Regions from separate parts of the Homo sapiens genome. Here region 2 is linked to region 1. Evidence: read pairs that join two places in POLR2A ChIA-PET (ENCODE). Cell type or tissue: OCI-LY7. All regions are shown on one strand. Each heading gives the region's core, and the rest is flanking DNA. Links, peaks and the distances in the headings are about the cores only. Region 1 has its middle 20 kb from the start of LINC02663. Region 2 has its middle 11 kb from the start of LINC02670.

Region 1 (14,435 bases), core at 1-5,000:
AAAGCAGTAGTTACTTAGGGGTATTTTGAGAGACATAATAAACTGAAACTCATGTGTGCAATACTTTGGTTTCAGTTAGGCAGGTGATTAAGAAAAATGATTCATTCATTTACAAATTTCTGGCCGGGCACAGTGGCTCATGCCTGTAATCCCAGCACTTTGGGATGTGGAGGTGGGTGGATCAATTGAGGCCATGAGTTCAAGACCAGCCTGGCCACATGGTGAAATCCCATCTCTACTAAAAATACAAAAATTAGCCAGGTGTGATGGCACATGCCTGTAATCCCAGCTACTCAGGTGGCTGAGACACAAGAATTGCTTGAACCTGGGAGGCAGAGGTTGTAGTGAGCTGAGATTGTACCACTGCACTCCATCCTGGACAACAGAGAGAGACTGTCTCAAAAAAATAAAATAAAACAAAAAATAAATATAGAACTTTCTATTGCACAACTACTATGTGGGAGGCAAGATTCCATGAATTGAGAGTAGAGAGGTGAATAAATCAGACAAAAATCTTTGCCCTCTCAGAGCTTATATTCTAGTAGGAACTTACAATTTTGTGCATGGCATATAATGTACTCTTGAAAAACTATCTCTAAAGTTTTTTTTTGAACATATTCTTCAACATTCATCCAAGCTAAATTTGTATACTTTCAACTACAGATACTGAAAAGAATGAGGTGGCAGTAAAGGGTTTGGTCAATGAAAATAGAGGAATTATATGGGATGGAACATTAGAAGGAGTAGAAAGTAAATGGATTAAGAAACCATTCTCACTATAAAAAAATTCTCTGATCCCAAGGGTTGCCGGGATCAAAGTTGTCTGCTCAGAATTAAAACGACTGAAATCCTGCATATTTTTAAAGTGTGTTTGCTCATTTTTTTATCCATGTGCATGCCTTTAAGAGTTCTACTATAAAAGTACCAGTGCTGCACTCTGTCTTGCATGCTAAATTATAATAAGAATAATGGGATGGGGAGAATAAATCTTTCCAAACAGACAAATCTAGTCTGGAACAGTGAAAATGAAGAAGCCTTTGAAGAGGAAACAAATGGAAAATTAGATGGGAAGGAGCCTGCAGAGAGTGGCACACAGCAGTCAAAGATGAACTGAAATAACCTTGCCTAAAAGAACAAAGGGTAAGAGCTGACTGCTGCCAAGGGCGGGGCCAAGGTGCAGGTACTGCCAGAGAGAACCAAAGACAGTGGAGCCATCAAGCCAAGGAGAATAAAATGACTTTGTGTGATTCTGAAGGGGAGAGGAAGGTGGTGATTATGAAATGCAAACCCTAATGAGATTTCCAAATGTAATTGCATTTCTGTAACTTTAACTGTAAAATAACTGTAAATTTAACCTGCCAATGTCAGCCTTGAAGACATCAACCAAGAAGCTAAGAGAGACTATCATCCCCCAGTTTTAAGCCATGTGTAACTTACCACTCATTAGGATAATCCTACTCCTGGAAAGGGTCATCTATATAAAATAAAATAGACTCTTTGAGTTTCCTAGCAAAAACGGAAGTGAGATATATACATATATATATTTTTTTTCATGCTTCTCGGTAGCTTAAAAAGTTTAAATTGTAAAACATATCAAAGTTTGTAAGAGACCTTCAGTAGAGTGAGTAAAACTGCTCCTTTCTTAGAGATAAAACACCTTTCTCCCCAAGACACTTAATACTGATTTCTGAATCAAAAGGGAGAGAAAATACATCTAAGATTCCTCTAGTGTATGCTATTAATACTACTTGTATTTGATTGCTGGGATATCATGGACCTGGATGTTTTAATTATAGTGGGTAATTTGACACCATTGAGGAGAACAAACTGTGATTATGTTCTCTATTTGTTCTCAGTATTTCCTATGGGCACATATCTCCTACTGAAATAGAATAGTTGGACTTGCAGGCCTGGGGTGGTGGCTCACGCCTGTAATCTCAGCACTTTGGGAGGCCAAGGTGGGTGAATCACCTGAGGTCTGGAGTTCGAGACCAGTCTGGACAACATGATGTAACTCCCTCTCTACTAAAAATTAGAAAAAATTAGCCAGGCATGGTGGCAGGCACCTCTAATCCCAGCTACTTGGGAGGTGGAGGCAGGAGAATCACTTGAACCTAGGAGGAGGTGGAGGTTGCAGTGAGCTGAGATCTCGCCACTGCACTCCAGCTTGGGCAACAAGAGAAAAACTCCACCTCAAAACAAATACATAAATAAATAAGAAAGGCATTCAATGAGATTTTAGCCGAAGAGTCAACATTCTTTTCAATGACGAAGGGATGGAAGAAACATTTCCACATATCAAATAGAAACTTAGAAAGATCTGTGGGGTTTTCTCAAAGATATGTCAGTAACAGTGTAATGGGAACTTCCTCACAAGGTCATGATTAGCCTTCAATTGTTCAATTTTTTTCTCTATGACTTCCAAGATGTTCCAATTTGAGTTATATATTCCTTTTATAACCCTGATCTCATTAGCTATGGCTCTTTAGGAGCTGGGACTGCCAGCCATTTCAGAGTCAAAGAATCCTGGATTCACTCTCACACTTACTACTTTCGTAAAATTGAGCCATGTCCTTTAAGCTCTCAAAATCGTACTTTCCCCTTCTGTGAAATGGAGATAATCATAGTTACTAACTCAAAGTGTTGTTACAAATATTCACTGAATGTGGGCTGCACAGTGCTTGGGATACTCAATAAACTTTAGCAGTAATAATTAATAATAATAATACTCATTATTCTTATTGGTTGCCTCAGCACTTGTTATAGTATCTTGCACCGAAAGTTAATGCGTAAAATGGTGGTAACTCCAGCAGTTCACAGGTTTCCTGCTGCCCATAGAAAACCTAGAATAGATATATTAATAAAATGGTAAACCAAATAGTTGGATCCTTGGTTGATTTTCTTCCAGAGGATTTTATCAAGAGTTTCTGTAAAATAGCTCTGTTCTTTCCCAACCCTCTTCTTCATAAATTAATAACTGGGCTCAAGTGTACTTAACTCAGTGTACTGCATTTGCTACTAAATATATACACAAAAATGCATTTCAAATAAATCTATTCTGTTGAGCACAAGACTAAAATTATATTGCATCAATCTACTAAAATAAAAAAAAGAATCACAAATGACTCCATAATTAAACAAAGCAAAAACTACTTTAGTGTTAATGGTGCATCAAACATTCATTTTTGTGATAAATAATAGAAACTTGTTTATACTCAATTAATCTAGACATCTATATTGACTCAAAACTATTTGGACTTCCTTGATTAATTTTGACATCTCAGAGTCTGTGATTCCTAGTTCCTGATTTGGATGTGAATACAGCCTAACTAAAAAGTCTAAAGAAATATCTTTTGTTTCCTAGCGTAGCTGAGTATTACAGCTATTTGCAACTGAGCTGCTTATTGCAAAATTTTGACACAGTTCATTTTCTTAATCTGTGTAGTTTGGCTGCTCCCCAAAATTAAGCTCCTTATTAACCATCTCTGCACATGTTATAGTTTTTAAAAGCATATCATGTTTTTATTCCTTGTTTTCCATAGTTTAATGTGGTGTTATATACCCTCTAAAATATGATTTCCCTTCAGTTAGGGTAGGAATGTTCACTAATGTACTTTGATGGTCAGGAAACTGAAACACAGTTTCTTCCAACACATAATGATTTGAGGAACAGAACATGTGAAGATTAGTACCGCTATAGAGACATATTTCTTCAAATTAAATGGCAAGAAATGTAAATATATTAATTACAGTGGTGGAAGTAATTTTATGCTCTATGCTGATTTGTTGTGACTCTATAGTTTATAAGGAATATACAGTTATCTTATATATTGCCATAATTAAAGTCTCTCAATAGAATATGGAAATATAACAAATATTTAGATTTTAATTTTTATTCTGCTGGTAAGATCATGTCACATCATTAACTTCTTTTCTCCAGTCAAATAAATGCACAGAAATTTCACAAGGTTCTTCCCCACTTACCCTTCCTAATTTTTACACCCAAGACTCATTTCATGATGATTAACTTCTTGGAAGACAGACTGGCTCTTTATAGAGTAGAGGCAGCTGTGGCAAATATAGGCTGTAGCACTTTAGAGCTTATAGATTTAACAATGAACTGCTCAATCAAGAAGAAGGAATTTCACGTATGAAAGTCTGACTACATCACAGATCTCTCTTAATTGAGCCAATTCCTGTTCTATGGAAAAGACACCTTCATATAAAGATTAGTTCGAAGCTACCAAGGTCATCAAATAATGACACTTGACTGGATTTTCTTGTGATTAAATACTACCTTAAACAAATGCAAAATAACCTTGAGTCCTTCTCAACTGATGAAGAACGATAGATGGTTTTGAGGGTTTCAGGTTCAAGACTGTGGTGATAGGTTCATTTCTCCAAAGTGTTGATTTGGTTCTTTTCTCTTGTAAGAATGTATAGAATGATAACCCAGCTGTGCCCTAACCATATGTTCAGACTCACACAAAAGTCAAATCAGCTTTCTTTTTCTAAATTACTTCCTCCCTTGATGTATGGACCTTATTTATAACCTCCCTTTGTGTAGTCATAACACTATCACATAGGGCTTAGTTTCTGAAAACCATAGCAATTGCCTGAAAATTGATTTGATGTCTTTTGCCCATCCCTCCCTTAGGTCCCTGAAGACATTTTAATATGAGCCATGACATTATGATGGATGAAATCTGGCATTTTACTGTAGCAATGCTACTCCCATGTGGAAAATAACAGCTTGTTCAAAAGCTGGTCTTTCAGCCAGATTTAGAATATACAGTAAGCCACATTTCCAATCTTTTCCCTTTTCTTTCCCCTCAAAATTTCTTTCCCAAACTTCTTTGTGTTGATTATCAAATTTTCCAAGTATCACAGGTTGAAGCTAATTGAAGTTCACATAATAATAACAATAAACATCACCAAAAGACAAGGTTAATCATGAATAAGAAAAAATCTGAATATTTGAACATAGAGTAAAATAATTATTCAACACAAATGCCCATCTGCAAAATCACCAACCTTCTGTTGATTTGTGAAGCAATTTTATATTTTTAAGAGATATTGTAAGGCTTACAAGAAACTGCATCTCTAATGCCAGGTAAGACAGATGCAAAAAAAAAAAAATCATTGTTTATTCTTTAATAAACCCTACTTTCTCATTTGTAAATTATAACTTTTTTTCTAAATTTATATTAACTACCATAGTCAACTCTTTAAGGACTAATAAATACAAATGTCTTTACTGATTTCCTAATAAAAGAGAGAGAAAATACATTTAAGATTCCTCTAGTGTATGCAATTAATACTACTTATATTTGATTGCTGGGATATCATGGACCTGGATGTTTTAAATATAGTGAGTAGTTTTGACACCATTGAGGGGAACCAACTGTGAGTATGTTCTCTGTTTGTTCTCAGTATTTCCTATGGGCCCATATCTCCTACCGAAATAGAATAGTTGGACTTGCAGGCCCGGGGTGGTGGCTCACGCCTGTAATCCCAGCACTTGGGGATGCCAAGGTGGGCAGATCACCTGAGGTCAGGAGTTCGATCCCAGCCTGGTCAACATGGTGAAACCCCACCTCTACTAAAAAATACAAAACTTAGCTGGTTGTGGTGGTGTGCACCTGTAATCCCAGCTACTCGGGAGGCTGAGGCAGGAAAATTGCTTGAACCCAGGAGGTGGAGGCTGCAGTGAGCTGAGATCGTGCCACTGAGCTCCAGCCTGGGTGACAGAGCAAGACTCCATCTCCAAAAAAAAAAAGAACAGTTGGACTTGCAGAAAAGATGGAAATACATTGTAATAAAAACATAAAAACTACATAAAAAGTAAAAAAAACTAATGTAATATTGATGCACTTCACCCATATAACTCAATATTTATTTATTTAATGACCTACTATAAGCAGGTGACTGATTATTAATGTGAAGAAAGTGATACTGGTTAATGAGTATTGAATTCAGAGATCCGAACTTCCAGAGTGCAGCCCTGTTGCAGATCTGTTTCATGTCAGGGGAGGATAGAATAGCATTTTCATTCCCCACACTCATTCATGATTAAATGATAAAATGAGGCAATCATTGTCAATAAACATATACCTTGTGAATTACTTAGCCACCTGCATAATTTCAACATTGAGAGGAGATTGAACTGAAGGTAAAATGTGGTTCATGCCGTGGGCATTTGGTATTGGTCCAGTTTACTTTGTGTATGTTAATTTGACTTAATTTACTTTTCAGTTTCACTTTTATTTTGTTCACTTTTTGTAGCTACCTCCTTCAAATTCCTTTGACAACCTGAGAATGTCTTACAGTTGAACGTAATATTAATTACATTTCAAAGCAAACCTTTATTCATTTGGGGGCAATCTGTGAAACAGAAATCTGTGACTGAAGCTGTTGCCAAGCCAATTACTGCAAAATAACTCAAATATGTCTCGACAGATTGCATTTTTCCTATTGTAAGATTGTTTATTTTGTAGACCAAAAGGCTACATTCACTTTAATTAAAAAGATCTTACTCACATAGTTAAATATATCAGCCCTTCCCTGGGACTATATATGGGTTTATGTATAGACAGGGTGTGATAATGAAAATCTCTGGAATTTTATTTTAACTGCATAATTCTTTTTTTTTTTTCTTTTTTTCTTTTTTTTTTTTTTGTTATGTGTTTCTAGGCTTTCTTTATGTCAAGGCATCCTTTGTATGAACAAGTCGAAGTAGAAAGAACTAATCAGCACTGAAGACTAGAGTGCAAAGAAATTATTCAGTGCTCAAAGAAATCCACCCTAGGCACAATCACATTGCATCGCACATGCAGAAGAGAGTGGTGAATTGCAACAAGTTCAGTGGGAATAAGCACTTGATATTCAGATGCTTATCGGAATGATTCAGATTTCTTAGTACCATACAACAAGGCTGGGAATTTTCATTTTTATTTTATTTTTTCTGAAGTTCCTGAAACACTGTTGTACGATGTTTTATAAATATCCTTTTCTCTTCAGTATGAAATAACATCAGTCAATATATTGATTTTCAGAAGAAAGAAGAAATTTTAACAATTGTGAGCTCTATCTTTTGAACATGTAATGAACTGTCATCACTTATTTGTGTTTTTGTAGTTTTGCAATTCAAAATAAAAAAGATGGTCTTGGTCAGTCACGGTGGCTCACACCTGTAATCCCAGCACTTTGGGAGGCCGAGGCGGGTGGATCACCAGGTCATGAGATCAAGACCATCCTGGCCAACATGGTGAAACCCTGTCTCTACTAAAAATACAAAAATTAGCTGGGTGTGGTGGCGCACACCTGTAATCCCAGCTACTCAAGAGTCTGAGGCAGGAGAATCACTTGAATCCAGGAGGCAGAGGTTGCAGTGAACCAAGCTCATGCCACTGCACTCCAGCCTGGAGACAGAGTGAGACTTTGTCTCAAAAACAAACAAACAAACAAACAAACAAACAAACAAACAAGATGGTCTCATAGCTCCAAGTATCATCATCTTTTAATTTTTTTAAGAATATATTTAGCTTTAAACATATAAAAAATATTTAAACCCATAAAGAGTCTGTAAAAAAATTTCTTTATGCCTAAAGACCCCCTTTGTCTTTAACAATATCTACCGAATGATTATTTAATCTTTCACTTCAGGGGTTTTGATAACATTTAAGGAGAAATTCTGCAGTTAATTTGGCAGGAAAAGGAATCTCAATGGTGCATGTTCAGGGAAGTTCGAGTTTTAAACAAGTGTGATACCAGCCAGGGGAAGCATGATGGCAAATGTGTGAATAACACAAAGTAGGCAAGAAAACCATGAACTCAGCAAACTTTCCCCACTCCAGTTACACTTGCTGGAACTTTGGATTATAGCCAGGCTCCCCTTTTTTTCAGTAGACTGGGTGAGAAGTCTCAATGCATATTGCCAGGGCTTTCAGCACTGTTGACCAATGCAGTCCCCAAGTTCCCCGCCTTGAGTGAATTTCAACAATGCTGCGCCTGCTTGCTACATGCTGTGGTTTGAATATTTGTCCCCTCCAAAACTCGTGGGGAAATTGAATCCCCAATATGGCAGTATGGAGAGCCTTTAAGAGGTGATTGGGTCAGGAGGGCTTTGTCTCATGAATGGATTAATCTATTTGTCAATCAGGGGATTAATGGGTTATCACGGGAGTGGGACTGTTGTCTTCATATAAAGAAGAGAGACCTGAGCCAGTACACCAGCATGTTCAGCCCCCTTGCTGTGTGATACCCTGTGCTTCCTTGGGATGTCCAGGGAGTCCCTACCAGCAAGAAGGCTCTTAGCACAGATGCCTCTAGACCTTGGACTTCTCAGGCTCCAGAACTGTAAGAAGTAAATTTTGTTCCCTTGTAAATTAGATGGTAAATTGTCTATCCATCTTCTATTGCTATAGATTCGGGTGGTGTTACTGGTCTACAAAGCCTTGGGGTTCTATGACATTTTTCTGCTCTGGGCTTTTTCCCACTCCTGGCAGGGTATCAGACTTAGGAAACTTATGTATCTCCATTTCTGCAGGAGATGATGTGAGTCACTCACAAACAGAAATGATTGATTTCTCATTCCCTCCCTTGTTTTATCATATGGGGCCAGGGGTGCGGGGAAGGTATTAGTCAGCTGGGGCTACCTTAAGAAAATAACATAGATTGGGTGGCTTAATAAAAAATACTGATTTTTCACAGTTCTGGAAGCTGGAAATCCATGATCAAGGTGCCCACTGATTTGGTTTCTGGAGAGGGTTCTCTTCGTAGCTTGCAGAAAGCTGCCGTTTTCAGTGTGTCCTCATCTTGTGGACAGCAGGCCAGCTCCAGTGTCTTTTTTTTTTTTTTTTTTTGAGACGGAGTCTCGCTCTGTCACCCAGGCTGGAGTGCAGTGGCACTATCTCTGCTCACTGCGACCTCCGCCTCCTGGCCTCAAGCAATTTCCTGCCTCAGCCTCCTGAGTAGCTGGGATTACAGGCAGCCACCACCATGCCCGGCTAATTTTTGTATTTTTAGTAGAGACGGGGTTTCACCATGTTGGCCAGGCTGGTTTTGAGCTCTTGACCTCAAATGATCCACCAGGCTCAGCCTCCCAAAGTGCTGGGATTACAGGTGTGAGCCACCCCGCCAGGCCATCCAGTGTCTTTCTCTTCCTATCAGGACCCTAATCTCATCATGGGGGCCCCACCCTCATGAAATCATTTAGACCTAATTACCTAGCAAACGTCCCACCTTCAAATACCAGAATATTGGGAACTGGGGCTTCAGCATATGAATTCATTGGTGGAGGGGAGCACTAAGATTTAGTCCATAACAAAGACAATTTTTATACTGCTCCCTTCTGCCTCTTCATGTAAAGCTATCCCACAGGGGCTGTGCATATCTTAGATCTCACACTAGACAAATTTATATGCTGGTTCTGCACCATACCCTCTTTCTCTCTCTTTGGAGCTAGAGAATTAGAGAGAAGATTTGAATTGCAAATAAGTCACTTGGATTTTTGAAATCTGTAACTGTGATCTAAGCCTTTCTGACCACAGGCCCCCAAGAGTGCACCTTTGTGTTTCTGGTGGTCAGTGGAATACAAGCAACATTCAGCCATATAAAACAGGATTCCAAAAATAATCCCCCTATTTGGAAAAAGAAATGTTGTAACTATCAGCCAACTTGGAAATAGGTCAATATACTAAATAAAACAATCTCTATTCTATACACATTGCTGAAGAATGTGAGGTATTTATAGCTATACCTAGTGTCTCCCTTCAAAATGTATAGCACTCTTTGAAAATCCATGTAATCATTTCAGAATCCCAGGGAAGAAATTAAAAAATTGGGAGAGTCATAAATAATCAATCTTCACTTCAGAAAGACGGAGCAATGACTAACCTAAAATATGTCCATTTACATATGCATGTGCATGGCAGCCTTGAGCTTGCAGGACTCAAATGTCCTTTCAGGAGAGGACCAGCTGCAAGGGGGTACTTAGCGATAGCATCCAGCAGCTGCACCTGTAGAAACCACCACAGGGTTAGGGCCAAAGCCTCAATCCCCACAGGGACTGGGCATGGAAGGAATAGTAGATTCAGCCATGCAGAACTCTTGCCATCTTTACTCTGGGTCTCACCATCAGCCTGGCTGACAAATCCTCAGAACTGCAACATAGTCTGAGATTATTTTACCCTCTCCACTCTGTCCTTCCCTCTCTTTGTTCTGATGTCACACTAGCATTGCAGAGTGAAGGTTCTCTTGCCCAATCCTGCTTTTTCTTCCCTTTATTATTTATAGATGTTTATTTACCCCGAAGAATTTCTTGCATTGCCAATTCCACCAAGGCAAAGGTTTCCCAGAGGACCAGAATTGACAGTGTGTATTACACCTACATATAGATACATATATGTATGTATACATTGATACCCATGTATACATTTACATATGTTTATGTGTGTGTGTTTTTTGTAGACATACATAGGCATGTGCACATATGTTCACAAATGCACACATAAACATGCACTTATTCAACCCAGAGTCCTTGGAAGGAATGACATTCTGAAAGTTGGAACAACTAACCTTCTCACACAGATATGTATGTTAGAGAAAATACAGTATTTTTTTCACTGTCTTGATAAATACTCTTATCGATAGGCAAGAACCCAAGTACTTATGTGGGGGGTGGCAGACCATGAAATTTATTAATGGCATTGTTATTTAAAGTCATTATTAAAAAGTCAAAGTGAAAACTAAACTAAAACCCAATAGGTAAATAACCAATAGATCTAGTCTATTCCATTACAGGAAAAAGTCTTATTTGGGGTTTAGTGGGTAGGACTTCTTGGAGTATATGAATTTTTCAGTTTTTAACTGGCATTTGTTGATGTTATTTGGATTCAACTTCTATGAATAATCTCTTCTAAGTATGTAACCAAGGACTAAGGCTGACCTGGAATAAGAATGACTATCTTCACTCAAATAGAAGTTCACATTTATCAAATTATTTCAAGAATCTTTTGATATGTTGTCCTTGAACATGGATAGATTTCAGGCTACTCATGACATTTACATTAAATTTCATCTGATGGTATGTTGATGACCATCAACCTTTTGATTAAAAATTTATTATTTTGAAATTACATTATGTTGAAAATTTCTAAAACCACACAAAAACATTTTGCCCAAACAGGATATTTGGGGGATGGTCTTTAAATATAATATAATTCCATATAATATTTATCTCTGCATGTTAGAGTGAAGTTTATTCTCATCCTAATTTAAAATAGTCTTATAAATTGAGTATTGATGTGAGAAGTAATTTCGATAATATTTTTAAAGGTACCCTTGTAGAAATGCAATGGATTGATACTTTTCATATTTTACATCAATTAGTTTTTATATAAAATATATTTACTTTTTATCTTATGCAAATATATTTTATATAAATTTAATTAATATCAAATCTTGCAGTTTTTTTCTTTGAAAATGTCCAATTTACCTTTTTCTCTTTAACTGTTTACATGGAAGTCTAGCCAAATTTATACAATTAAAATAATTTCTATGAAGTTCGATTTTGCAATGAATGGGTACATTAGGCAGAAGCCCTTTTAAAATCTGAATTTCTCAGGGTTTTTCTCGAGCATTCTTGATTCAACATGCATGACTTGAACTTGGAAATTTCTATTACCCTTAATCAGAAAAGATGTAGTCCATATGTTGATTAGGAAATATGCTTTCTGAACATGTGCTTTTACAAACAGAAAGAAAAATATATTTCATGCAATTTCAAACTTTTTAAATGCCAAAAGATGAAAAAAAAAAAAGCGTCAGGGACTTTTTCAATGCCCATTGAGTGTAAGTTAAAAGGTTTTGTAAAATATTTACATAAAAGCAAATTTGTTATCTTTAGGCCAATCTGATCCTGCTATGAGAGAAAAATATTATGTGTTTTTCCTCAGTGTACTCTATTGAAAATTAGTTTATGTCTGCACACTAGCAGATGCTAAGTTATTTTAAAGAGAAAGGAATGTAAGTCAGAGGATAGTATAATGAGAACTGTGCCTTCTTCCCCTCTCTCATCACTGGCCCTCAGGATTCCAACATTCTCTTTATTAGCTTTGGGAGACAGCATGGTTCAGGTTGGTTGTTCAAGGGGTAAAATAGTACATGTACATCATAAAACATTTGCAAATTTTTTTTGAGAGAGAAAGAGCATATTTTAAAAGCTGATAAAATTCTCAAACTCTCTCTTATCCTGGACTTCAAACAGTTCTTCAAAAATCCAAACGCAAAGAATGTCTAAATGAAACATATTCGGGGATTTTTGAAGTTATAGGTGCATAATATGTGAACCAATCATGGAATAAATATTTGAAAAGTTTTGGGAAAAATTATCTCAGCAGTTTCCTCTTCCATGATTGACACTTCTGCCCTGTGTAGCTGAGTATACTTAGACAAATACACTACTGGCAAGATATATTCTCTGAAAGTCTATGGATTGAAGGGCTGCAAACAGCTAAAAACAGTATTTGAAAAAATGGGACTGGGAACCCAGTAGCTTGGGCACAGTTTCAAAAAACAATTGTTTCACAGTTAAACATTAGAATCACTCAAATACCTACAGTAATTTGGAGAATTATCTCACGATGATCTGGAAGATCATTATCTGAGTGGGTTAAGCAAACATATCTGTGAATCTCTGCCTCTGCTTCAGCATTAAAAGAAGTCTGGGGTCTTTCATCAAACATGATTTTAATGCTGTTATGGATTGAATGTCTGTGTTTCCTTCAAATGTATATGTTGAAGTCCTAACCCCTAATACGGTGGTATTTGAAGATGGGAAAATTGAGGCGATTAGGATTAGTTGAAGTCCTGAGGATGGGGCACTCATGATGGGATTAGTGCCCTTAAAAGAAGAGACACCAGAGAGCTTTTTATTCTTTGTTTCCACTCACACATACCAAGGAAAGACCATGTGAGGACAGAGCAAGAAGGCCACCATCTGCAAGCCAGGAAGAGAGCCCTCCTCAGGAGCCCAAATGATTGGCACTTTGATCTTGTGCTTCCCAGCCTCCAGAACTATAAGAAATAAATTTCTGTTTAAACCACTCATTCTATGGTATTTTGTTATGGCAGTCCCAGCTAATATAAATACATTTTTTCCCCTTTGGTTCACCAATGTATTATTTTTATTATTTAAATTAAAAAAGAAAATTATATAAGCTCTATATTTATATTAACTTTTACTGAAGTAAAACCTAAAATAATAACCAATCTGATTTTAGGGGTTTGACAGAACTTTGATTAATGTAAGCCTTTTTCTAAAAAGGAGCAGAGAATAGAGAAAAGACCAAAAAAGGTGATCGTGTGTATTAGTGTACAAATAATCTAGATTAGTGTCAATGGGGTGAAGAATATTTTAGCCAGATCTCCCTCACAACCAAGGTATATTTCCCAGAAGGCCTCTTGGCTGTAACAGTCAATATATACATGCTTGTCCACAAGCCTTCTCCACTGGTTATGCCTCTGTTATTTGCTATTCACACACTAATGTTCCTTTGACTTCTGTTCTTGCCAGAGCCTATTGCTATTTGTAGCCCCACATAAAACGCATAAAATGCTTAAGCAGTGTGGGGGGATGTGGAACATTCAAGGATAATATATGCTAGAGTAACCGCAAATAAGGGACTTCTACAAAAGATGGAGGGGCACTTTTCCTTATCACTCTCAATCTGAAAAATATTTATACTTTTATTCATTTCTATGTTTATATTTTTCTTGTCAAAGCCTAAGCTGAGCACTTTTTTTAAGATTCTTCATGTAAAAGAGAGCCAATATAATCAGGACTGGCTGAAGAAATAGAAGATTGATTGTTTCATGTGCTGAGTACACTTGGGTTAGGGTAGGTTCAAATACAATTGAATTCATGGCTTAAATGAGGCATTCAGAACTCTTTCTTCCATGGTAATTTCAAATTCAGTCTCCATGATCTAGCAAGACGGCAGCAGTAGTCCTTAGTTTCACTTGTTAGCTTCCCATCCATACAGAGATGCAATTTGCCACTGTTTCAGAGAGTTCAGCAAAATTCTCATGATGACTTTTAATCTCTGAAATGATAATGTATGCAGCTGTGAACCAATCACTGTGGCCTAGGGGCTAGGGGAATCTAATTCACCAAGCTTGAGTGACTTACTTTCCTTAGGTTCACCACAATCATATTGACTGAGGTTGGGGTTGGGTGGGCTTTCTAAATGAAAACCACCTATTAGCAAAGCCCAGCAAATGGATTCCTGTTGACTCATATGCAAACATCTCCCATAGCCCAATGATCCTGGCTCCCTTTTAACACATATATTTCTTCCTTCATATTCCATAGAAACAAATACTTTTATCTTCCTAAGATTCACCCATTTCCTCTAAAAAGGAGATGAGGTGGT
Region 2 (14,983 bases), core at 9,984-14,983, 140 kb before region 1:
TAGTGCAACCATTAAACACTTCAGCTCGACTAATTATGTTAAACTAGAAAGCAAATGTGTGCAAAAACATGCTTACACATTCTTTTACATTTACATTATGAGGACATATAATATATGGGCTTTTGACCAAGACATACTCTGAACATGGCTGGCATGGGGTTCTGTGTATCACATAAACATCTATTGCATTAAAATGATTGATGTGAGTTGAAATCACAGAACCAGGTCCTAGCCCAACAGGCAATAGAAGGCTTGGGTTGATTAGCCTATTTCACATTTAAAGTTCAAAGAGAGATTGTGGGTGACCCAATCAAGGTTGATTGGTGGAGAAACCTGCAAGGCAGTCAACACAGAAAAAAACGAGAGAAAATTTAATAACAACTGAAAAGTAAAATCAAAGATAATGACTTGACCTGAGCTTACAGAGGCTGGGAGACTCAGAAATGATGTTTTTCACTTCATCCATAACACACACTGCTCTTCTCTGGTCCTGAAAATAGCATGTGACCTATGAAGCATCCTATTAGCTGTTTCAGAAAAGCACATTTTCTTCTGAAAAGAAATCGGTTTAACAATCAAGGAAGCAAGTACACACACAAAGCCAAACACACTGGGTTTGGCACTCATTCAAAATGTCATGTCATTCGAATACGTCTCTGGTTTTTAATGGTGCTTCACTTGGGTCTAATCACATTCAAACCCTGCTGGGTTGCATGCTATTATATGCTCTAGAAATGTGTAGCTGAGACATAACGAAAATAAAAAGCTCATACAAGCCAGTAGCTGAAGCACAGGAAGAAGACGCCTTTGGGATTCCATATCGTTTGGTGCAACTGGCTTACAAGGTCATCTATGACTTGTTGCCCACCTGTGTCTCCGTTCCCTCATTGTGAAAATAAAAGTGATCATTAGAAATGATTTATGACCTAGACTTGTCATATTTATTTTCTTTAAATTACATTTAGGAGGCTGTTTTAGCAAACAGAAAAACAGCTCTGATTGTCTCCTTTTCTTTCCTATTACAACATGAAAGACACTGGGAAGACATTTCCAAACATCTATTTCTACCAAAATGGGAGCAGTGTTATTTCTACATTTTCCAGGAATATCGTGGTTATGAAAAGTTTCAAGTGAAATGATAATATAAAACTTTCTTCCCAAATATTTCAAGTGGTGAATTTTCTTGCTCTGATCATTTTAGCTTTGTAAAAGGTTATATTAAATTGTATGTGCACATCAAACAGTATTATGCATCTTTAGGCAAGTACATAGGAATAACTGGTCCTTTGATTATTTTCCCCCTGAAGTTTGAACATTTGCTCATGAAGGCTTTGCTATTTTTTTTTTATTGTTGACATTCAAATGGAATTGAAACAAGAGTTTTCTGGTCAGAAGAAGAAAAAAGAGAAAATTGATAGAAGCCAAATAAACTTGTGATCGTTTTTGACAATTTCCCAACGTGGTTTCTTCCTCATACCAGCTGCCAGAGTGATGTAATCAGAAACGAAATGCATTTTATGATAAATGCCTTGGGGTAAATGTAGCTCACAAAAGATATTACAGTTTTCCTCTCTTTAGCTTCCTCAAAAATACATCTTTATCTTGAATTGCCTTAACATTAGCTGTTTATCCAAAGACAAAAGGAAACACATACACATATATACACAGGTATACTCATCAAGTTTGGCTCATTGAGCCAAGAGATGACCATATTACGTTTTATTTTCCTAATCCCAGGACAACTAAACATTAACATGTTTTGCCCAGAGTAACTGAATATGACAAGAAATATGAAAGAACATATTGTAGGTGCAGACAGCTCTTCCCAAAGTAAATTTAAATGGCATAGGTTTAAAAAACACTCCTGTAGGAGGCTTCATTCCATTTGCAGAACTCAATCTTTGCCACTGACAAAATAATCAGACACCAAGGAAAGAAGCATGATCCATTAAGTGAGCTGGGGTTTGAAGTTCAGAGGCGTTTGGTGGAACACGTGGACGGGCTAATAAGACGCTGTGGATCCATGGGAAAAGGATGGGCACGAGAAGATCCTGTAAGACCTGCTAAAAGCCCCAACAGGGGAACAGGACGTCAGCAGATGCGAGGGCCACTGTAGCCACAGCAGTGCTGTTGGAGTGTTACCGTGGTTTGGCATGGGCCATGCTGACTCACAACAGGCATAGTACACGTACATTACCTCTGGCCTTGATCACAGAGTGGGAAGCCCACTAAGGGGAACCAATACTCCTCAATCAGATCAACAGTCACTGAAAAATAGCCTTCTAATATCATAAGAAACAACACTTTAAAATAATAAAGTGATCTGACGTATGTAGTAGCAGGAATACTTAACCATCTCCTTGCAGCCAAGTCCTCCTTTTCCCAGGTTAGGTTCAGGTGGGAAACCAGGGGGACTGATCTGCTACTCATAAAACTATATGAACAAACTCTTAATGCCTAGATATAAGAGTGTTAGGACGTCTGCCCAGGGACCAGTCCAGAAGATTACAAGAGGTACTCAGACTGCACTTTGAAAGCTAGTCTTTCAGTGCTGCATTAAAACAATTTATTTTTTCAATACCAAGGAACACTGTAAGCCATGAAGCAATCATAAGCCTCTTGCTAAATGATCTCTAACCTTTACTCAGCCCAGCCCTGTTGTCCAGAGCTCTCGTGTCCCAGGGGCTCCTGAGTGGCTCATCTCCCTCTCACCTATGCCTGCTGTTCCTTTCTTGCCCTAGAGAAAACACAAATCTCATTTACTTCACACCATTGTGGTATGAGCAGTGTGAGTGCTGAAGATTGAAGGAGGTTCCTCCCATCAGAAGTTCTCAATTTGCTGTGCACTGGACCCTCCCCAGGAGAGCTTGTTAAACTCAGATTGCTGGACCTTACCCAGAGTCTCCGAGTCTGTATCTCTAGGATGGGGCCAGGGATCAAGCATTTCTTTCTTTCTTTTTTTGTTTGTTTGAGACAGGGTCTCACTCTGTCGCCCCGGCTGGAGTACAGTGGTGTAATCATTACTCACTGTAGCCTCAACCACCTAGACTCAAGCAATCCTCTTGCCTCAGCCTCCTGAGTAGCTGGTACTATAGGTGCATGCCACCATGCCTGGCTAATTAAAAAAAAAATGTAGAGATGGGGTCTCACTATGTTGTCAAGCTTGGTCTCAAACTCCTGAGTTTAAGCAATCCTCCCACCTTGGCCTCCCAAAATGCTGGGATTACAGGCATGAGCCACCCTATCCAGCTGGAACAAGCGTTTCTAACAACTCCTGTCTTAAATGATCATTACTCATGTTATAATTGTTTTCCACACTACCCTCTTCATTATGTGAAGAGAACATTTCTAGAGCTGAGAAGATTGTGGAAAATACCTGGTTCAAATACCTCCTTTTAGAGAAAAATGAGTCCCAGAGAGGTGAAAGAGTATGACAACGCTATATCTCAGGTTGCCAGATTTTCAGTTCAAAAGTTCTCTCATGATGTATCCTCCATCCTACCTTATAGCTGGCTACTTCCAGTAGCTTTTGATGAGCTTTACCTCTGCAAAGCTCAACCTAATTTATATTGGCTACCCAAAAACATTATGCGAAACTTTCAAAAAAATATGACTTCCCCACGTTCAGCCCTAAATTAATAATCAAACTCAAGTTTACCATAATTATCAATATTTAATGGTAATTTTTTCATTTTTATATGAATGGCATTAATCTTAGATATTTAGTAGAGACCAAAACTTTAGAAATTTTTGAGTTTTTTGAAATAAGCTTTGTCTTCTTAAAAAATATTTTGTCAATAGCTTGTTTGTTCAATTTTGCTGAGAAAGAAAGCTAATACCTTTCGAATAAATGTGAGACAACACATTTCTTTCTACTAGTGTTGAATTTCAAAGTATTTTTGTGACATCTCTCAGCATTCTGTGTGTGTGTGAGATTGTGTGTGCATACGTGTTGTAAGGAAATTGGGTGATGCAAGAATGCTCTGTTTTGTAGCTTCATTTTCCTTTTGTATTGGACTCTTCTTGACAAATATCACTGTAAAACTATTCCCACTTTTCCAAGACAGAGCTCGTTCTTTGGTTGTATTTATAAATAAGGTTTAAGCTGTGCTTATGCTATAGCGAAGAATGGATCACCATAAAATACAAATTCATACTGTGTGGGAAAAAGTCTCATGCCTTGTGACTTACCTGGAAACTATTTTGTAGATATGGACAACTTGCCACATGGCTTCTTCCAGACTCCTTAGGAGGATTTTCATGTCTTGGTTTTTGGGAAGATGTGGATTTTGAAGGGAAAAACTAGAAACCAAGACTTTTCCTTTGGTTTTGTTGTTTTCGTTTTTGCTATTCTCACTGCCAAATCCCTTAAAAATGGAACTTTTCCCATTTTAAGAGGCGTGAGATAGTCTGCAAGTATCTTGCTGTCAAGGCCAATGCCTGGTACAGAGTAGTTAGAATGGGGGAACCAGGCATGATGGTCACACCTGTGGTCCCAACTACATGGGAGGTTGAGGGGAGGATTGCTTGAGCCCACGAGTTTGAAACTGCAGTGAGCGGTGATTGCACCATTGCACTACAGCCTGGGTGACAGAGCAAGCCCTTGAATTTTCAAAAAAAAAAAAAGAGGGAGCAACAGAAATTCTTCGGAAATGTTGCTGCTTCCAGAACGTTGATAGGTGTTTCCTCAAGTATCTTTACTTCCATAGGAGGTGTCAATTATTTTCAGCCCATCTAAACTACTGGCATCCTTAGTTACCTGGCAACTGTGAACAATATTCCTTTGAGGTTATCCACAGTCACAGTGATTCAGATGCTGATTCCTAAAGCTACCTCTCTAATAAAAATGAAAAAAAAAAAAAAAGCATGAGGATTTCAAATAGTTTGGTATGTTATGGATTTTTAAATTTGAGCTTCTAAGAGACAAGGGGCTATGAATACACTTCTTCTTGTTGACAGCAGAACCTTAGGGACTCCCAGTATGCAATTCAGTGTGAATCACCTTGAACACCAAAGCCAACAAGTCTGTTGTATTTCACATATCTGAAACTGTCTGTGGGAATGCAGCATTGGCATAATAAAAAGAAACTTGAGATATCATCTGGTTATAGACACTTTGCTTATGGAAATAAATATTTAAGTAATCTGCAACAAATGTTGTCTATTTTCTTTTTGGGAAATTACAAGAGTAATTGATTCTGAGTTAGCTTTTGTTTTGCTTTGTGTGTGTGTTTTTTGTTTGTTTGTTTTAGAGACAGGGTCTCACTCTGTCACCCAGGCTGGAGTGCATTGGGGTAATCGTAGTTCACTGAAGCCTTGGACACCTGGGCTCAAGCAATCCTCCCACCTTAGCTTCCCAAGTAGCTGGGACTACAGGAGTGTGCCACCATGCCCAGGTAGTTTTTTTTTTTTTGTTTTGTTTTGTTTTTTTCATTTTTTGTAGAGGCAGTCTCACTTTGTTGCCAGGCTGATCTCAAATCCCTAGCCTCAAGCAAGTCTCCTGGCTGAGCCTCCCACAGTGCTGGGATTACAGGTGTGAGCCACTGCACTCGGCCAGTTCTTTTTTATTTGTCAAAAAAATGAACATATTAGAGGCATAATGGGCACTGGCTACAGGAATCTTAAGATTGAGCAGGAGAAACAGCCATGTAACTATTTGTTTAAAGGTTAGGTAATAATTAAATACATGTTACAATTTAGATAAAATCTATGGAAGAGTAGAGGTGGTAGGGATTAAATTTACCCAGGGCCATTGAAGAAAAGCATCTAGCAGAGGGTTGCATTTGAGCTGAACCTTTAGGATGAAGCCAGCTTTAGTAGGTAAAGAGAGCTATGAGAAAGTTACAAAGAGTTAAGGTTTGTCTGGGAAGATGGTGAATGTAACCAGAGTGAACAACAAATTAACCAGGGTGAAGAAGTGACACTAAACATATTGCAAAGTCCAGTTTGAGCAAGACTTTAAATGTCATGTTAATGAATCTGAAATTTATTCTTCAACCAATTGCAATATATTGAAGGTTTGAGCAGAGAGACACCACCATTTACTATACTTTGGTGAAATTAGGTTAGCGGTAATTTCCTCTCTGAATCCATTGTTTCTTACTACTTACTCTCACCCTACTCCACATCCATGGCCTCCCTGCTGTTCCATGAACACACCAAGCATGTTTCTATTTCAGGGCCTTTGAATTTGTTATTCCTCATTCCTAGAAAGCGTGTTCCCAGGTATCCACATGACTTCCTCCTTATTCCTTCGCTTGTTTCATTTCACTGTACAAAAGTCACTGTCAGTAAAACTTTTCTTTTTTGCCTGCACTAAAATGACAACCCCTCCCCTGAATTTCCATCTCCCTACTTTATTTTCTCTATAGTGCCTGCAACCATCTAATGTCACATAGCACCCTCCTATAATTTGCTCTCCATGAGGGCAAGGATTTTTGTTTTGTTTCCTGCTTTGTTCATTGCCTAGAATGGAGTCAAAGGCACACTTGAGGCTTAGCAAATAGTGTTAAGAGGCTAAAAAAGAGACGGAGAAGATGTGTGTCTTAGAATGCTCACACAGCCATAACAACAGGCAGCGGCTCACACCTGTAATTCCAACACTTTGGGAGGCTAAGGCAGGCAGATCATGAGGTCAGGAGTTTGAGATCAGCCAGGCCAACATGGTGGAATCCCATCTCTACTAAAAATACAAAAATTAGCCAAGCATGATGGTGGGTGCCTATAATTCCTGCTACTCGGGAGGCTGAGGCAGGGGAATCTCTTGAAGCCGGGAGGTGGAGGTTGCGGTAAGCCGAGATTGTGATATTGCACTCCAGCCTGGGCAACAAGAGGGAAACTCGGTCTCAAAAAATTAATTAATTAATTAATTGAGTGGTAAAAGCAACAGAAATTTAATTTCATATAGCTCTGGAGACTGGAAGTTCAAAATTCTGGGTACCCACATAACTGAGTTACAAGAGGGCTCTCCTCCTGACTTACAGACAGCAGCCTTCCTGTTATGTTTTCACATAGCAAAGAGGGAGCTCTCTCGCATGTCTCTTCTTATTCTTATCATGGAGGCCTCACCCTCATAACCTCATCTGAATCTTATTACCTTCCAAAGGCCCTATCTCCAAACACCATCACCTTGGGGGTTAGGCCTTCAACGTATGCATTCTAGGGGTACAAAAACATTCAGTCCACAAACGAGCAATTAAAGAAGGAGAGGGAAATAGGCATGGGGTGCTCTCTCTGATTCCAAGGGAGTAGGTGCTTCTGGGCAGCACTTAGCCAACACTTCCTCAGCCCCCAATCCTCCCTGCAACTGATAGTCCCAGAGGAAAACTGGGAATTAAGAAAGATGATGACTACAGCATGTCAGAAATTTAACATGCCTCTTAGATAAAGATGGGAAGTAGTAAAAGAGGCAGAAAGGGCCAAAGGGAAATATAAAGAGGTGACATTGATGAAATCTCCACCCTCCTCAAATGTGTCCTTTATGGGAAGGATGGTGGATGGTGAGCTATGGCAGAGGAGACCAGCTCTTCTGAGCAGGGCTGAGCTGCTGCAAGGCCTGGCCACGCTTCCTTCCCCTCCATGTGATAGACTTGCCGCCTCCCTGTTGGATTGATTCCTGGTGTGGGTGAGGACAACATGGAGGAAATTATTGGGATTTTACTGGGAACCAGGTGGCAACACTCAGAAGAAAGGCCAGAAATGAATAAAGACTCGAGAGGAGGATTTTTTTTTTTTTGTGGGAAGTGTGTATATTGAACAGAAAATGAGTCCAGCTGTGCTTACCAGTGGGTGGGAAGACAATAAAAACCATTACGCCTATAAAAGGATAAGTAGGTCAAAAACGAGGGGCCAGCCTACTAACAGGAGGAGAGCAGCTCTCTGAAAGGAACATTTGGGATGAAGCAGAAAACCTAAATTAATTCTGAGACACGATCTAAAGAAAGTCGAGAAAACATATCCATTAAACTCCTTCAGGTCATCTTCTAGAAGAAAAACGCCTTGGAGATTTAGGAGACAGGGACACAGCTGCCAAATTAAAAATTGGAAGAGGTACCACTAACAACGAAAGGTGGAGGACATGACTATGGGGGTAAATGATAGACTTTAAAAACTCACCAAGAACTCAAGGGAAAGGAGAAGGAGAAAATATAAGCAACACAGGAAAGAAACCATAGAGATCCAATCTATATGTAAAATAATTTCCAGAAATTTCAAACATTATTATTCTTGGAAAAAAAGGAATAGATAAAATATTAAAGAAATACAAGTTCATAAATAGTTATGAACTAGTTATGTATGAACCATGGTAGACTATGGTACGTACATCTCCCATTACCCTACCCTCATCCCAAAAGACCAACTGCCACTCTCTTGTTCTCTGACCACCTCTTGCTTTGAGACTTTTCCCCATCCATTCATCTTATAGTCCCTGGCTTCTCACAACTTCTCCTGGAATTGGACTAAATTTCAATGGGATGTTTAAATAAACATGGCATCACTGATTAGAATTAGATAGATGATGTGTAATGTTTTCTTTTCTGACATTTATCACTCATATATTTGTTAAACTAAGAAGAGCTCTGCATATGCACACTGTCATAAAGACACATGCACACGAATGTTCACTGAAGCACTATTCACAATAGCAAAGATGTGGAATCAACCTAAATGCCCATCAATGACAGATTTTATAAAGAACATGTGGTACATATACATGATGGAATACTATGCAGCCATAAGAAAGAATAAGATCATGTCTTTTGCAGGAATATGGGTGGAGCTGGAAGCCATTAACCTTAGCAAACTAACGCAGGAACAGAAAACAAAAAAAAAGCCATGTGTTCTCAATTATAAATGAGAGCCAAATGATAAGAACTTATGAACACAAAGAAGGAAACAACACACACTGGGGTCTACTTTGGAGGCAGGAAGGGGAGGAGCAGAAAACATAACTTTTGGGTAATGGGCTTCATACCTGGGCAATGAAATAATATGTACAACAAACCCCTGTGACGCATGTTTAGTTATGTAACAACACTTCATATATACCCCGAACCTAAAATTTAAAAAAATAATAAAGTTTTTTTTTTTTATTTTTGAGATGGAGTTTTGCTCTTCACTCTTATTACCGAAGCTGGAGTGCAACGGCACAATCTCGGCTCACCACAACCTCCGCCTCCCAGGTTCAAGTGATTCTCCTACCTCAGCCTCCGGAGTAGCTAAGATTACAGGCATGCGCCACCACACCCGGCTAATTTTGTATTTGTAGTAGAGATGGGGTTTCTCCATGTTGGCCAGGCTGGTCTTGCACTCCTGACCTCAGGTGATCTGCCGGTCTCAGCCTCCCAAAGTGCTGGGATTACAGGCAGGAGTCACCACGCCCGGCCCAAAAAGATTTTTAAAGAGAATTCTGGGTGTGCTTACTTTAAAAAAAAATAAACAGCAAATGATCCCTTTTTTCACTGCTTTGGAAACCAGTCTTGACTCTAGACAAAACAAAACTAGAAACAGCTCTTTGTCTGATGAAAGTGACTCAGACACTAATAAAACTGATGATTTCTTCAGTTTGCAGAACAGGGAGTTGGGAGCTTTGATGACTTTGTTCAAACTATTTCTGGATTTGGTCACTTTCAGTTTTCATATACTGTCAGATGTAAGTAACTTATAGACCCCAAAATTATATCACACTTTTGCATTAGAAACCATACCAAAAACAAGAACAACTGGCAATACTCAAATTAACAAAGAAGATGATATTTTAGGGCCACACTGAACTGTGAGCACAGATGTCTACCTGACCTCTGACAGTTGGAGATGGGCCCTTGCCCAGCTCTCTGGGAAGAAGATCTGCAGAAGCCAGCTGCTGCCTGTCCCTGTGATGGATGCCGGCATGGTGGGGGCACCTACACCGTCACATCACTTGCAGGCCTTGTTCCTCTAATGACTTACATCAAGAGCTTGCAGATACTTTATATCTGTGGATCCTGTTATAATCTGTACACAATGGCATTGTGCACAATGCCAGTTACCTGATAAAGCAAAACCATTATGGACAAACAGAAAACATGCAGATGCCTACCTAAGTGCAGGATGCAAGGAAGCATCACTCACTTTCACTCTCCCAGGAACAGCTCAGCCCAGCCTGGTCCAGCTCAGCACAGCACAGCACAGCACAACTGAGCCCAGCACAGCTGTCTTCTGTCTAACTAAAAGGCAACATTTTGCTGTATCTTGAGCATGAGCAGTCTTCTGTAACATGCAAAGAGTCCCAGGGGCACCCAACCAGTCACATTTTAAAGAGAGACCTGCGGAAGTAAAATCAATTTGTTGTAGCTCCAGTGTTCAGCGGAACAGATATTTATGGAGGTTTAGGGCAATATTCTTTGATGTAGTTAGTCTCATGTTTTCTGACTTACAAAAGAGATAAGAAACAATATGGTAGAATTTAAAACAAACAAACACATGAATAACAACATTCAGCTGTATCTGTCAAATGAGATGGGACATGAAAGTCTTCATCCAGCATATGGCAAAGCCTAGACAAAGTATGTAGGAAATGTGTGTGTGTGTGTGCGCGTGCATGCGTGCGTACACGTGTGTGTGTCTGTGTGTGTAGGGCCATGGGATATAAGAAATGCAAAGGAAAAGAAAAATCATACTGATCCAGTTTCCTCCTATTATGATCTGCTAGGTTTACTAAAAAAGAGTTAAATTTGGTTGTTTGCTTTTGTGCTAGGATTTCATTTTAGGATGATCATTGACAAGTAATACACATGATATTTCCATCTGTAACCTCTTTGGGTCCCTGTAATAATAACGGGTAAGTATTGTCTTTTAAACTTCTCCAAGAATGCAACCCTACAGTGATATTTTTAAATTAATGAGACATAAATTTGAAAAACCATGTAGCCAAAGAAAATAAAAATAACTTAAGAATCTACTCCCCTCCTCCCAAATGAAGACCAAGATGATGGAGAAGAGAATAAAAGAAACACAACAAACGAACTGTTTCCAGTTTCTACCTGGGATCCTGTACCTTTTGACTTATTATTTCATGGAAAATAGAAGTGAAATCAAAGAGTGATTTTCCATGAATCCTTTTTCATATTTTCTAAACTTTGTTCTGTAGAACTAAAAATGCACCTTGAAACACTAATGGGTGTTTTTTTGGGAAAAAAAGTTTCAATGGTCCAAATCCATGTTGGTAATGCTTTTATGCTGTACCTGGTCTTGGAGAGAGGGCATATGAAAAGTTCTGAGAAGTCCACAGAAACCTATTTTTGTGAACTGTGCTTTTAACCCAGAATTCCTCACAATTATTTTACCATGGACACCCACCATCCCTTTTATAATGGAGGTCTGGCTTACATAATTAGTTGGGAAGAACAAGTTACAGTGTTCTATAACACTGTCAGATGGCTCTGGCTAACAAAAACATATAGTTTTGAATAACTAGAAGGAGGATATTGAATGTTTCCCAAACAAAAAATATATAAATAAATGTTAGAGATGATGGTGCTAATTACCCTGATCTGATCACTGTACATTCTATGTATAAACACATTATGTACCCCATAAATATGTACAATTATTATTTGTGAAATAAAATTTTTAAAAAAGAAAAAGGAAACTTGGTGGCTCACGCCTGTAATCCCAGCACTTTGGGAGGCCGAGGTGGGCAGATCACCTGAGGTCAGCTGTTCGAGACCAGCCTGGCCAACATGGTGAATCCCCGTCTCTGCCAAAAATACAAAAATTAACCGGGCATGGTGGCACACGCCTGTAATCCCAGCTACTCGGGAGGCTGAGGCAGGAGAATTGCTTGAGCCCGGGAGACGGAGGTTGAGGTGAGCCAAGACTGTGCCACTGCACTCCAACCTGGCCAACAGAGCCAGACTCTGTCTCAAAAAAAAAAACTGTTATTATTTTAATATGCATTAAAATTTCCACCTGGATAAAAATAACACAACCACATATAACCAATTCCCTTAAAGTATGAACTCTCCTTATCTCCTCACTGATGTCTGGAGCAATGATTTCACAATCATAAACTTTTCTGTGCTGCAGTGCTGATAAAGTTTAAGACAGACCTTTTGTTCCTAATAACATCTCTAGTGGTATTTTTATTTTCCCTGTGCTTTCCTGGTTCTCAGAATGTGACCTTTGTCTATTCGTGTCTTTTGATGATTATGGGCATGAAGAGACTTAGATATGGAGAGAGAAAGATAATTTCCCTGGGCCACAGGAATAAGTATGACTAAGTATATAGGGAAGATTATACATCTTGAAATCTAGTTTCCCCTGGCACCATCATTACTGCTGCCGATACCACTCCATGAAGTCAGGGAGCTTACTGAAACTAGTTAATAATAAAACAAAGATCAAAAAAAGTAAACAAACAAACAAAACCCTATTCTGTCTACCTTATTCTATTTCTGGCTAAATACATTTGACACTACCAATTTGCATTCATTATATTTGATATATACACCTATGCCCAATCATTCAATTGTAGCCTACTTACAAATTTAGCCTACAGCAAAACAGTTAGAATTCATGCCCGTAGCATAGCTAGCTGGGGGTGATTTGGGTTCTGATAATATCAACATACTTAAAAGTGCATTGACTGTATTATAGATAAGTCCAAATGCTACACAGGCAAAATACCAGAAGAGAGAAACAACTTGAGAATGGTTGATAGTTTTGCTTATTTCTTTGTTCATTTGTGATAATGGCTGCTTTTTGATGGCAGGAGTGTGTTGGTGCAAGAAATCTGTATGTTTTTGGAGATCAGCAGTTAAGGAGACTTAATATTAGGGAATGCTTTTTTGCTTCCTTGTGAAGGCAAATTGAATACTTCCAGTCTCCTTTACTTAATCGATGTCTATTTGGGGCAAAGATTTTTGTCTGAGTGGAAGGAAGCTGGCAAACACTCCCATGAAATGCTACCCATGACAAAGTCAGAGGCATTTCCTGCTAAACATCCTAGAAGGAAGGAAGTGGAATTAGATAGGTTGGCCAAATTAGGCAGTGAGCATTAGGGAAATAGGGTTTTCTTTTTTTAATTTCAACTTTTTATTTTAGATTCAGGGAGTATTTGTGCAGATTTGTTACAAGGGGTTATTGCAGGATGCTGGAGTTTGGGTTACAAATGATCTCATGTCCCAGGTAGTGGGCACAGTACCCAATAGGTAGTTTTTCAACCTTTGCCCCCTTCCCTTCCTCCAAACTCTTGGAGTCCCCAGTGTCTATTATTTCCATCTTTATGTCCATACGTACCCAATGTTTAGTTCCTGCTTATAAGTGAGAACATGCAGTATTTGATTTTCTGTTTCCATATCAGTTAGGATAAAGGCCTCAAGCTGCATCCGTATTGCTGTAAAGGACATGATTTTGTTCTTCCTGTGTGGCTGCATAGTATTCCATGGTGTATATGTACCACATTTTCTTTATCCAGTCCACTGTTGATGAACACCTAGGTTGATTCCATGTCTTTGCTATGGTGAATAGTGCTGTGATGAACATATGAGTGCATGTTTCTTTTTGGTAGAATGACTTATTTTTCTTTGGGCATATACCCAGTAATGGGATTGCTGGGTTAAATGGTAGTTCTATTTTTAGTTCTTTGAGCCATCTCTAAACTACTTTCTCCAAAACGAAGCAACATACATTTCAAGGGGCTGGCATCTAATATTTGCCTTGTGGCTTTCCAATCAGTCCTCTTATGTCTGATCTAAGTTAGAAGTAGGTCCTTTTCTCAGGAAACTCACAATTTCACATTTCCTAATTTTTGCCCCAATCCAAAATAAAGGCAGTGCTAGATGGATTTATTAATGGTCATTTTCTTATAAGGACTAGTAACATTTAGCTCATGCCTCTCAGGCAAGTTTTATTTATTTATTTTTTGTTGGGGTTTGCTTCTGTGGTGCTGCATCTTCAGAAGTTACTAACCAGATTTTGAGACCTTAAAACCTTTAGGTAGAAAGACAGAAATGCCTCTGTTCGGCCACAGCAGCAGTAAGTCCATACATCCCCTCTAACTTTAAGAATCTACTCCACTTAGAATAATAGTCTCCAATCTCATCCATGTCGCTGTGAACACCATTCATTCATTCCTTTTTACGACTGAGTAGTATTCCATCATATATACATATATACACACACACACACACACACACACACCACAGTTTCTTTATCCACTCATTGATTGATGGCCATTTGGGTTGGTTCCACGTTTTGCTCACTCATAAGTGGGAGCTAAGCTATAAGGATGCAAAAGCGTAAGAATGACACAGTGGACTTTGGGGACTCAAGGGAAAAGAGTGGAAAGGGGGTGTGGGATAAAAGATGACAAATTGGGGGCAGTGTATACTGCTCAGGTGATGGCTGCACCAAAATTTCACAAATCAACACTAAAGAGCTTACTCGTGTAAGCAAACACCACCTGTTCCCCAGTGACCTATAGAAATAAAAAAGTTAATTAAAAAAACAATCTACTCCCACTTAACAATCCATGAAAGTTGAGACAATCCCAAATATTTGAATGTACCAACATATTGTCTGGCATTCAATAAAAATTTCTGAATGAAAGTGGGGAAGGATTGACTAATTTTAGAGCATTTTTCAATCTTTCAGTTTCTTTACAAAATTGAATGTGGTACTCCCATGAACACATGCACACACACTTTAAAATAATTGAGTCAATTTGAGCCTCCCTAATGAAGTTAAAAGGCCCTTCTGGACTATTTCCAGTAAAGCAAATCCCATTTATTTTGATGAGGTTTTTAAAATATACCTTTCCTCTTTAAATAAATAACCCTATTCAGTTACAAACTAAATGACATTAATTACTCCTTAGGTAGAAATTCTACTTGCTTATTTATAGAAATTCCAAAGTGATCTATATCTTAAATAGTTTGCTCTCTGTGTGAGTTTCAGGATTTCTACCGTGGTCATACAATTTAATCACACATGCATTTTTATA

Evidence for each region. Peaks named below come from ENCODE experiments on the same cell type or tissue, not always from the same donor. Only the 100,000 strongest peaks of a DNase experiment are listed, where the experiment ranks them.
Region 2: POLR2A ChIA-PET joins it to region 1 with 6 read pairs; 2 of 35 experiments call an interaction of 5 or more read pairs at or near these places.

What each region holds. Positions count from the first base shown.
Region 1 is chr10:9,891,201-9,905,635 of GRCh38, reverse strand. No RefSeq gene overlaps it. Among named protein-coding and RNA genes, the nearest start is that of LINC02663, 20 kb to the right of the region's middle. In OCI-LY7, for the core only: no CTCF peak of the experiment used is centred there; no DNase peak of the experiment used is centred there.
Region 2 is chr10:10,040,390-10,055,372 of GRCh38, reverse strand. No RefSeq gene overlaps it. Among named protein-coding and RNA genes, the nearest start is that of LINC02670, 11 kb to the left of the region's middle. In OCI-LY7, for the core only: no CTCF peak of the experiment used is centred there; a DNase peak (open chromatin) is centred at 10,232; H3K4me3 peaks cover 1,813 bases; H3K27ac peaks cover 1,494 bases.